Regions from separate parts of the Homo sapiens genome. Here regions 2 and 3 are each linked to region 1. A link is an interaction called in ENCODE POLR2A ChIA-PET data of the cell type or tissue named here. Cell type or tissue: MCF 10A. All regions are shown on one strand.

Region 1 (2,500 bases):
CCATGCCCTGCTAATTTTTTTGTATTTTTAGTACAGACGGGGTTTCACCATGTTAGCCAGGATAGTCTTGATCTCCTGACCTCGTGATCTGCCCGCCTCGGCCTCTCAAATTGCTGGGATTACAGGCGTGAGCCACCGTGCCCGGCATCTTTTTTTTGTTATGTAGAGACACTCTATCTCTCTGCCCTGTCCCAAGTCTAGTCCTTTAAAAGATAAAGCCTGGGTGCAGAGAAGTGTGTCTAGTCTGCTATCAGTTAATGTAAACAAAAGGACACATATTTATATTTGTGTATATATGCATAATCACGGTCCGGAAACAGACACAAGCAACTGATAATAGTGGTGACCTGTTTTAGAGTGGGGACGTGGTAGGTAGATGGGGACAGGAGTAGGAGGGAAACTTTTTCTGAATACTTTTGTATTCTTTTGACTTTGGAATCCGGTGCAAGTATTTCTTATTCAGTTTTTTTTTTCTTTAAATAACAGATAATCTGGGATGCCTGATTGGCTAATGTGAACTGGTGAGGCCATGTGGAGTGAGTGACTCACCTGCTTGAGTCAGGGCTCTGCAGCCTCCTACCCACCTGGGCCTCAGCTCCTCAGGTGTAAAGCTGGCTGGTCCCAGCCCACTTACCTTGCAGAGGGGACTCAGGGAGGCCCTCCTGCAGAGCCTGGCATAGGCCAGCACATGGAGGGTCTGTAGTAAACAGGGCCTCTCCCTCAGAAGTCATGTGGGATTTTAGGACCATTACAGTAAACTGTAATCTCGGTTTAGTGATAGCTGGTGCTCAAAGCGTGCACCTGAGCCTCATGTTGGTTTTCTGCTGTCAGTCACTTAAAACTTACACCATGGTTTTTTCCTCTTGTGAACTCCAGTATTTAAGGAGATTGGAAGCTCTGAATCTCTGGGTTTGCCTGGAAGAAGTATGTACTTTGCTTTGCCAGACCTGAGATGCTTTACAAATCATCTCGTCTGCCCAGTTCAGTGGAGTGAGATTAGAATAGGTCTAACATCCTTTGAAAACATAGGCCCATGGTGAGGTTTGCAGGTAACTGAGATCACAGCTGGCTCTGAAGAAAAAATGCAGCCTCTTGGGAGTGGCCAGTCCAGGTACCTATAATTGAGGAAGTGACCTGATTGGGGAGGTGACTTATTTACCCTGGGCAATTAAGAAGCATTTATTGAACACCTACTATGTGCCCTAGGCTCTGTGCTGTGGGGATGACAAGATGCATAAGGCTCAACTTCTCCTCCTAAAGTATTTACAGTGGGCTTGGGAAAGCAAGGCTTATGTGTGTAAAAAAAAAAAAAAAATTAAGTAACAGGAGATTTTCGCAACAGTTCAGCTCAATCATAGAAGAAAAACCACAAGGTAGTTCATGACTAATGTCCATCTGCCTGAAGGAGGCAGCGGTGGGTGTGGGGAGTGTTTTCTGTGGGCTAGGGAGGGCCTGGAAAGCTTCCTGGAGGAGGGAGCAGAGGTGGCGGCAGCAGCAGCATTTGATCTGGATCCTGATGGGTAGTTGCAGTGCAGATGGATAAGTTGGGAGTAAGAAGAGAGCATCTCTAGTGGGTGTTGAGGCCAAGAGAAATGGGGAATTGCCTGCTTTGAAGGTGGGCAGCGGGAAATGAGGCTAGGCAGGTGAGTTTAGGACAGATGCAAAGAGGCTTTAATGAGAGAGAGATTGAGTTGGAGTGTGTTTAACTTCAGAACAGGGATGGGAGGATGAAGGCCCAGGGTCTCACAGGGAACTCTTGTAAATCTCAGGAAGATAGGCAAGAAAGGGTCTAGCTCCAGGACATTTCAGTCTAGGCATCTCTAGCCTCCAGCCTCCTGGAGCCATTCTTTCACCATTGCTCTATGGGGACATTTTCTTCTTAGGCATTTTACATGTCTGCTCATTCATTCATTCAGCAGGTATTTATGAGCTCTTACTCTGTGGCAGGCACTGCTCTCAGTGCTGGGTTGCAGCAGGGAAAAAAACAAAACAAGATAACATCCCTTGCCACATTCCCAGAAGGGGAGAGGGACAATAAACAAGTGAGCTAAATGCGTGGGAGGCCAGGTGATGAGAGGTATGGTGGAGAAAATCAAAGCAGGGAAGGAGATGGTGTGTGCTGCATGGAGAGGGGAGCAGCTCGGGGAGGGCTGTAATTTTAAACAGAGTGGTTAGAGAAGGTTTCACTGACTCACCCTGTCACTGGGACTTTGGGAGCACAGGGAAGGAGGCAAGGCCAGATCCTACTGGGATCTTGAGCCCACAGTTGATCCTCTTCGACCTGTTGGGGGTCTTTGACTAGGCAGTAGGGAGTCTTTGAGTGCTCTTGAGCAGAGGAGTGACATGTGTGGGGAGATCTCCCTAGTGGCTTTGTAGGGGATAGGATATTGGCGGCTGAGACAGGGGAGCAGAGATTCAGGAGGAGATGACCACTGTAGACTAAAAAAGTCTACTCATTTGACACTTTCCTCACTGTGCTGCAAGCTCCACATCTGTAAAT
Region 2 (2,500 bases), 53 kb after region 1:
CCCCAACTTTTGTAAAATGTTTGAAGAGGTTTATTCTGAGCTAAATAAGAGTAACCATGGCCCGTGACACAGCCTCAGGAGGTCCTGAGAACATGTGCCCAAAGTAATTGGGTTATAGCTTGGTTTTGTACATTTTGGAGAGACAGAAATTATAGGCAAAGACATGAATCAATACATGTAAGGTATGGGGGTGGGGGGCAGGCATGGGGGCTTCCAGGACATAGGTGGATTCAAAGATTTTCTGATTGGCAATTGGTTGAAAGAGTTAAGCTTTGCCTGAAGAGTTTAAGTTGGCATAAAGAAATGTTTGAGTTAAGAAAAAAGGGGTTGTGGAAGCTAAGATTCGTGTTACCTAAATGAAGCCTCCAAGTAACAGGAGACTAGATGGTCTCCTTAAGAGAAACTAGATGGTAAATGTCTCTCATCAGACGGTATTATTATTATTACTATTTTTTTTTTTTTGAGACAGTATCTCGCTCTGTTGCCCAGGCTGGAGTGCAGTGGCATGATCACAGCTCACTGCAACCTCTGCCTCCAGGGCTCAAGCAGTTCTACTGCCTCAGCCTCCCGAGTAGCTGGGACTCCAGGCCCATCTCCTTTCTTCCTCCCACATGCAATCACACCTTCCTTTGCAGTTCTCTTCATGCTTGTCCCCTGCTCTTCGCCCCCACTGTCCCACTTTGGTTCAGGGACTGGCTGATTTCTTACCCAAGTGATCACACCTGCCAGCCTCTGGGCTCTCTTGGCCTTTCCTCCCCTCCAGTCCAGTACTGGCCCCTGCAGACTCACTCTTCCCAAGCACGGCTCAGATTGTGACTGCCCAAATTCAAAACTCCCACTGCCTGTGGATTAAAGTTCCAGCTCCAGCCTGGCCCAGTGACCTGTCTGATCAGCCCAGCTCCTGCCTCACCAACCTGTTTCCCACAACTCCCTTCTCACAGGCCGCCTTCTTGGCAGGCTCCTCCCCTAGTTCTCAGCCTCTCCTCCACCTGCCTCTGCCCAGCACTGTAGGCACTTTCCGTGTTCAGTCTGCTGAAATCCTGTCCTTGGAGATCCTCCACCTTTGCAGCTCCAGCAGCCTCCACCTCCTCGTACCTCTCACCTTCTCCCCAGCAGCCCAGCCCAGAGCCGCACCTAGGAGTTTTCCACTGCCCAAAACTGTCCCACCTAAACTCCCACTGGAAATGCTCCTCTCTAACCATGACTTGGAGCTGCTGCTTCTCTTACCATGTCATTCTCATGAGACCTGCTGCAAATCCACCTTCCCATCCTTAGCCAATGCCTGCCTGTCCTCCCGATCCACCTGCCTCCCAAGGGCTTCCTTCTTTTGCCCATCTGGGAGCCCACATTGTGCCTTTGCAATCGTGTTCAGCAGCTGCTCAGTGCTCCTGACTTCAGGCTGGCCCCACCCAAAGAGACTCTAGTGTCTCTAATTCTGCGTCCTGCTCTCGAGGGCTGCCTGGCACTGTTAGAGAGAGCTGCAGAGCCCAGCTGGTTGGTGTTGTTACCAAGTTATGATAACTTAATGCTGAGCCTCTCAGTGCTGCTGGGACAGCCTTTTCAGAAAATCTAGCCAGTTTCCTGTCTGTATCAATTCCCACAGCAGCTGTTCCCATCCTTTACCTCCTTCTCTGTTTCTTCAGCCCCTTCCCTTTAAGCAGCCATCTGACTTCTCATGAAAATCAATATTATCAGCTCTGTTTCGTCTTCTGTTCTCCACCAAATTTCTGGGGAAAGTAACTCTGTACTCCTTGCTCCCATATCTTCACCTTCCCCTTATCCCCTAACACACTGAAATCAGGGTTCATTCCCCTGTGCTAGTAGAAATGCTTTTTTCAGGGCCACTAGAGGCCTTGGGGTTAGCAAAGACCGTGACTACCTTGTATTGTCTACTTGGCCTTTTTCAGACATCAGATGTGGTGGGTTGCCATCTCCTTGAAGTCTCTTCTCCTTGAAGAGACACCTTGAGGGAGGGGAGAATGAGGGTTATACGCCTTTGTGAGGAATTGTAAATCTGAGTTTTAAGAGGTCCAGACTCTTGCAGTGTTTATATACATGTATATATGTATATATTTTTTTTTTGGCAGGAAGGTTTCCCATGAAGGGCATACCACTGGCCTTTCTTCTGGTGCTGCTGCACACGGCCACAGGTGTGGGTGACACTGATTTATGATCTCTTGTGCTGAAGGAAACTTCTGTATTTTTTGCCTCCCACATTGATTCTGAAGCTCCTGTTCATACCGAATGACTTATCCCTTGTTAGGGTTTAATAACATCACAATAGTATAAAGCTTTTCTGTTTACAGAGGAATTTTGCATTGAGTATCTCATTTGATTTGCACAATAACTCTGTGGGGTAATAAGGGCTGGGATTATTATCCCCACTTTACAGATGAGGAAACTGAGGCTTCACTGGGTTAAGGGACTTGCCTAGAATTTCCTGGGGATAAACGGAAGAATGTGACAGTGTTCAAAACCAACAGTCCTAGACTTTAGTTGC
Region 3 (2,500 bases), 60 kb before region 1:
CATTAAAAACAAATAGAAAATATAAACAGGGCACAGTAGCTCACACCTGGAATCCTAGCACTTTGGAAGGCAGAGGCAGGTAGAGTTCAAGATCAACCTGGGCAACATAGTGAAACCCTGTCTCTACTAAAAATACAAAAATTAGCCAGGCATGGTGGTGGGCACCTGCAATCCCAGCTATGTGTGAGTGTGTGAGGCTGAGATGGGAGAATCACTTGAATCCGGGAGGCAGAGGTTGCAGTGAGCGGAGATGGTGCCACTGCACTCCAGCCTGGGCAACAGAGTGAGACTCCTTCTCCGCCTAAAAAAATAAAAAAATAAAATTAGCCAGGTATCTTGGGGCATGCCTGTAGTCCCAGCTACTTGGGAGGCTGAGGTGGGAGGATTGCTTGAGCCTGGGAGATCAAGGCTGCAGTGAGCTGTGAGCATGTTATGGCACTCCAGCCTGAGTGACAGATTGAGACCCTGTCTCAAAAAAAAAAAAAAAAAAAGAAAGAAAGAAAAAGAAAATGTTGATCAGCAAAAGGAAGAAGTTACAGATCACTCATAATCCCCCTGCCCCAAAATTCATGTTTTGTTACACGTCTTTATTGGTTACCTATTGCTGCATAACAAATTATTCCCAAAATGTAACAGCTTAAAATAACACATTTATTATCTCAAAACTTCTGTGGATTGGGAATCTGGGAGCACTCTTCTTGGTGCCTTTGGCTCAGGATCACTCACAAGGCTGCAGTCAAGGTATCCCCTGGGGCAGCCATCGTCTCAAGCCTCCGCTGGAAGAGGGTGCATGTCCAAGCTTGCCCATGTGGCTGTGGGCAGGCCTCAAGTCTTCACTGGCTGTTGGCTGAAGGCATCAATTTCTTGCCATGTGGGTCTCCCCACAGGGCAATTCACAACATGGCGACTGGCTTTCCTGAGAGCAAGCAAACAAGAGCAGGCAAGAAGGTGCCCAAACAGGCCACCCCCTTTTTGTAACTTATTCATAGAAGTGACATCCCTTTATCTTGTGCCCTGCTGAATGCTTAGAGGTGAGTCACCAGGTCCAGCTCACTCTCCAGGGAAGGGGATTGCACAAGTTCTGAATACCAGGAGGTGGGGGTCATTGGGGACCGTATTAGAAGGCTGCCACGATGTCCTTCTTGTTACTCATCTTTTGTTGTTCTTACGTATTGGGTGGTAAATCTTCACCTGTGGAACTTTTTCCACAGATGCAGGGGCCCCTTTCTAGATTCTAGATTCTCCTGAATCAGGATCTCCTGAGAACCGCAGTTCTCTGTATGCTTATCTCTGAAAAGCTCCACAGGTCATTCTAATGGGAGCCAAGTAAGAGTCACTCAAAAGTGAGTATTTCCCATATGGATTACAACTGCATATATGTTTAGAAGCATTTTTTTTTCTTTTTATCCCCTCAAATAGTGTTGAACACAAATGTGTTCCAGGTGCTTGGTTCTCAGTGTGGGGCCATCATTTCCATTTCTCCTCAGGAAGCTGTGTTTTACGATCCCTTTGCAGGCAGAGCCCCACCAACCAGGCCTGGCGATCATGACATCCAATTCCAGGGGCTGCAGGGGAGCCCTTCCTTCCGAGTGAGCCACGAGGCTGCCTGCCCTGGTGTTTGGCTTCAGGCAGCTCTGACATCAATCTGTCATTCCAGAGGACACTTTTAGATGTAAGTCTGCTGGTGTGGGGACTTTATGAGAACAGGAATCCCTGGCTGTGAAATTGCTGGCATTTCATGATGTGAGAGAAGATTTACAAGCTCCATGCTGAGCTAGGCTCTTAACACAAGCCCAAGCAGTTACACAATCCAGCCTGCCAGGCAGGCAGAATGTGCAGGGAGCGGCAGGTGGGAGGAAGGGGAAGCTGCCACTTTACCATGCTCAGGACGCCTGGCCCTATCCAAACACCCACTGGGGGCTTAGTGCAAAGTTGCCTTAACTGTATTCACTGCAGCACGGGTCCCTCTGCAGATCTTAGTAAGCAAATGGGCAGTGGTATGTTGTGAGACTGTGGATTCAGAGAGGAAGGAATTTCAAAGGTCACTCTCTCCCGTCCTCTCCTGATGCTCCCCTCCCACCTTCCTAGCTAAAAGCTAACTCCTACTCCCCAATCCAAAGGAAACACAAGCATGCCCTCTCCCATAATCCTGTTCAATTTTTTTTTTTTTTTTTTGCATAACCCTATCTCTACTGTGTATGTATACATTTTAGTTTTTTCATGGCTTTTTTTTTGTGTGTATGTGTGTGTTGTTTATCTCTCCTGCTTGAATGTGAGCTTTCTAAAAGCAACAGCTTTGCCTGTCTTGTCAGTTTTACTTCTGGCATTCAAATCATTGCTAGACCTCAGTACATCCAGACATTGCTAGACCTCAGGCGCTGGCCTGTAAGGTCCTGAACGCCCTGCTTCCAGTATCCAAATATTCATTCATTCATTGAATGCACAGTTTTACCACTGTACCTGCTCAGGTCTCCTAAGCTTAGTGGTGGCCTCATCACAC

What was found. ChIA-PET counts read pairs that join two places held together with the same protein. Peaks named below come from ENCODE experiments on the same cell type or tissue, not always from the same donor. Only the 100,000 strongest peaks of a DNase experiment are listed, where the experiment ranks them.
Region 2: POLR2A ChIA-PET joins it to region 1 with 17 read pairs; 9 of 35 experiments call an interaction of 5 or more read pairs at or near these places.
Region 3: POLR2A ChIA-PET joins it to region 1 with 46 read pairs; 5 of 35 experiments call an interaction of 5 or more read pairs at or near these places.

The regions. Positions count from the first base shown.
Region 1 is chr11:12,125,407-12,127,906 of GRCh38, forward strand. The region is part of intron 1 of MICAL2 (microtubule associated monooxygenase, calponin and LIM domain containing 2); the gene reads left to right. Among named protein-coding and RNA genes, the nearest start is that of MICAL2, 16 kb to the left of the region's middle. In MCF 10A, no CTCF peak of the experiment used is centred here; DNase peaks (open chromatin) are centred at 555 and 1,405.
Region 2 is chr11:12,178,278-12,180,777 of GRCh38, forward strand. All of the region lies in intron 3 of MICAL2 (microtubule associated monooxygenase, calponin and LIM domain containing 2), which reads left to right. Among named protein-coding and RNA genes, the nearest start is that of MIR6124, 16 kb to the left of the region's middle. RefSeq lists an enhancer at 463-1,337. In MCF 10A, no CTCF peak of the experiment used is centred here; a DNase peak (open chromatin) is centred at 954.
Region 3 is chr11:12,065,332-12,067,831 of GRCh38, forward strand. No RefSeq gene overlaps it. Among named protein-coding and RNA genes, the nearest start is that of LINC02989, 20 kb to the right of the region's middle. RefSeq lists enhancers at 605-1,804, 820-1,342. In MCF 10A, no CTCF peak of the experiment used is centred here; DNase peaks (open chromatin) are centred at 810, 1,040 and 1,790.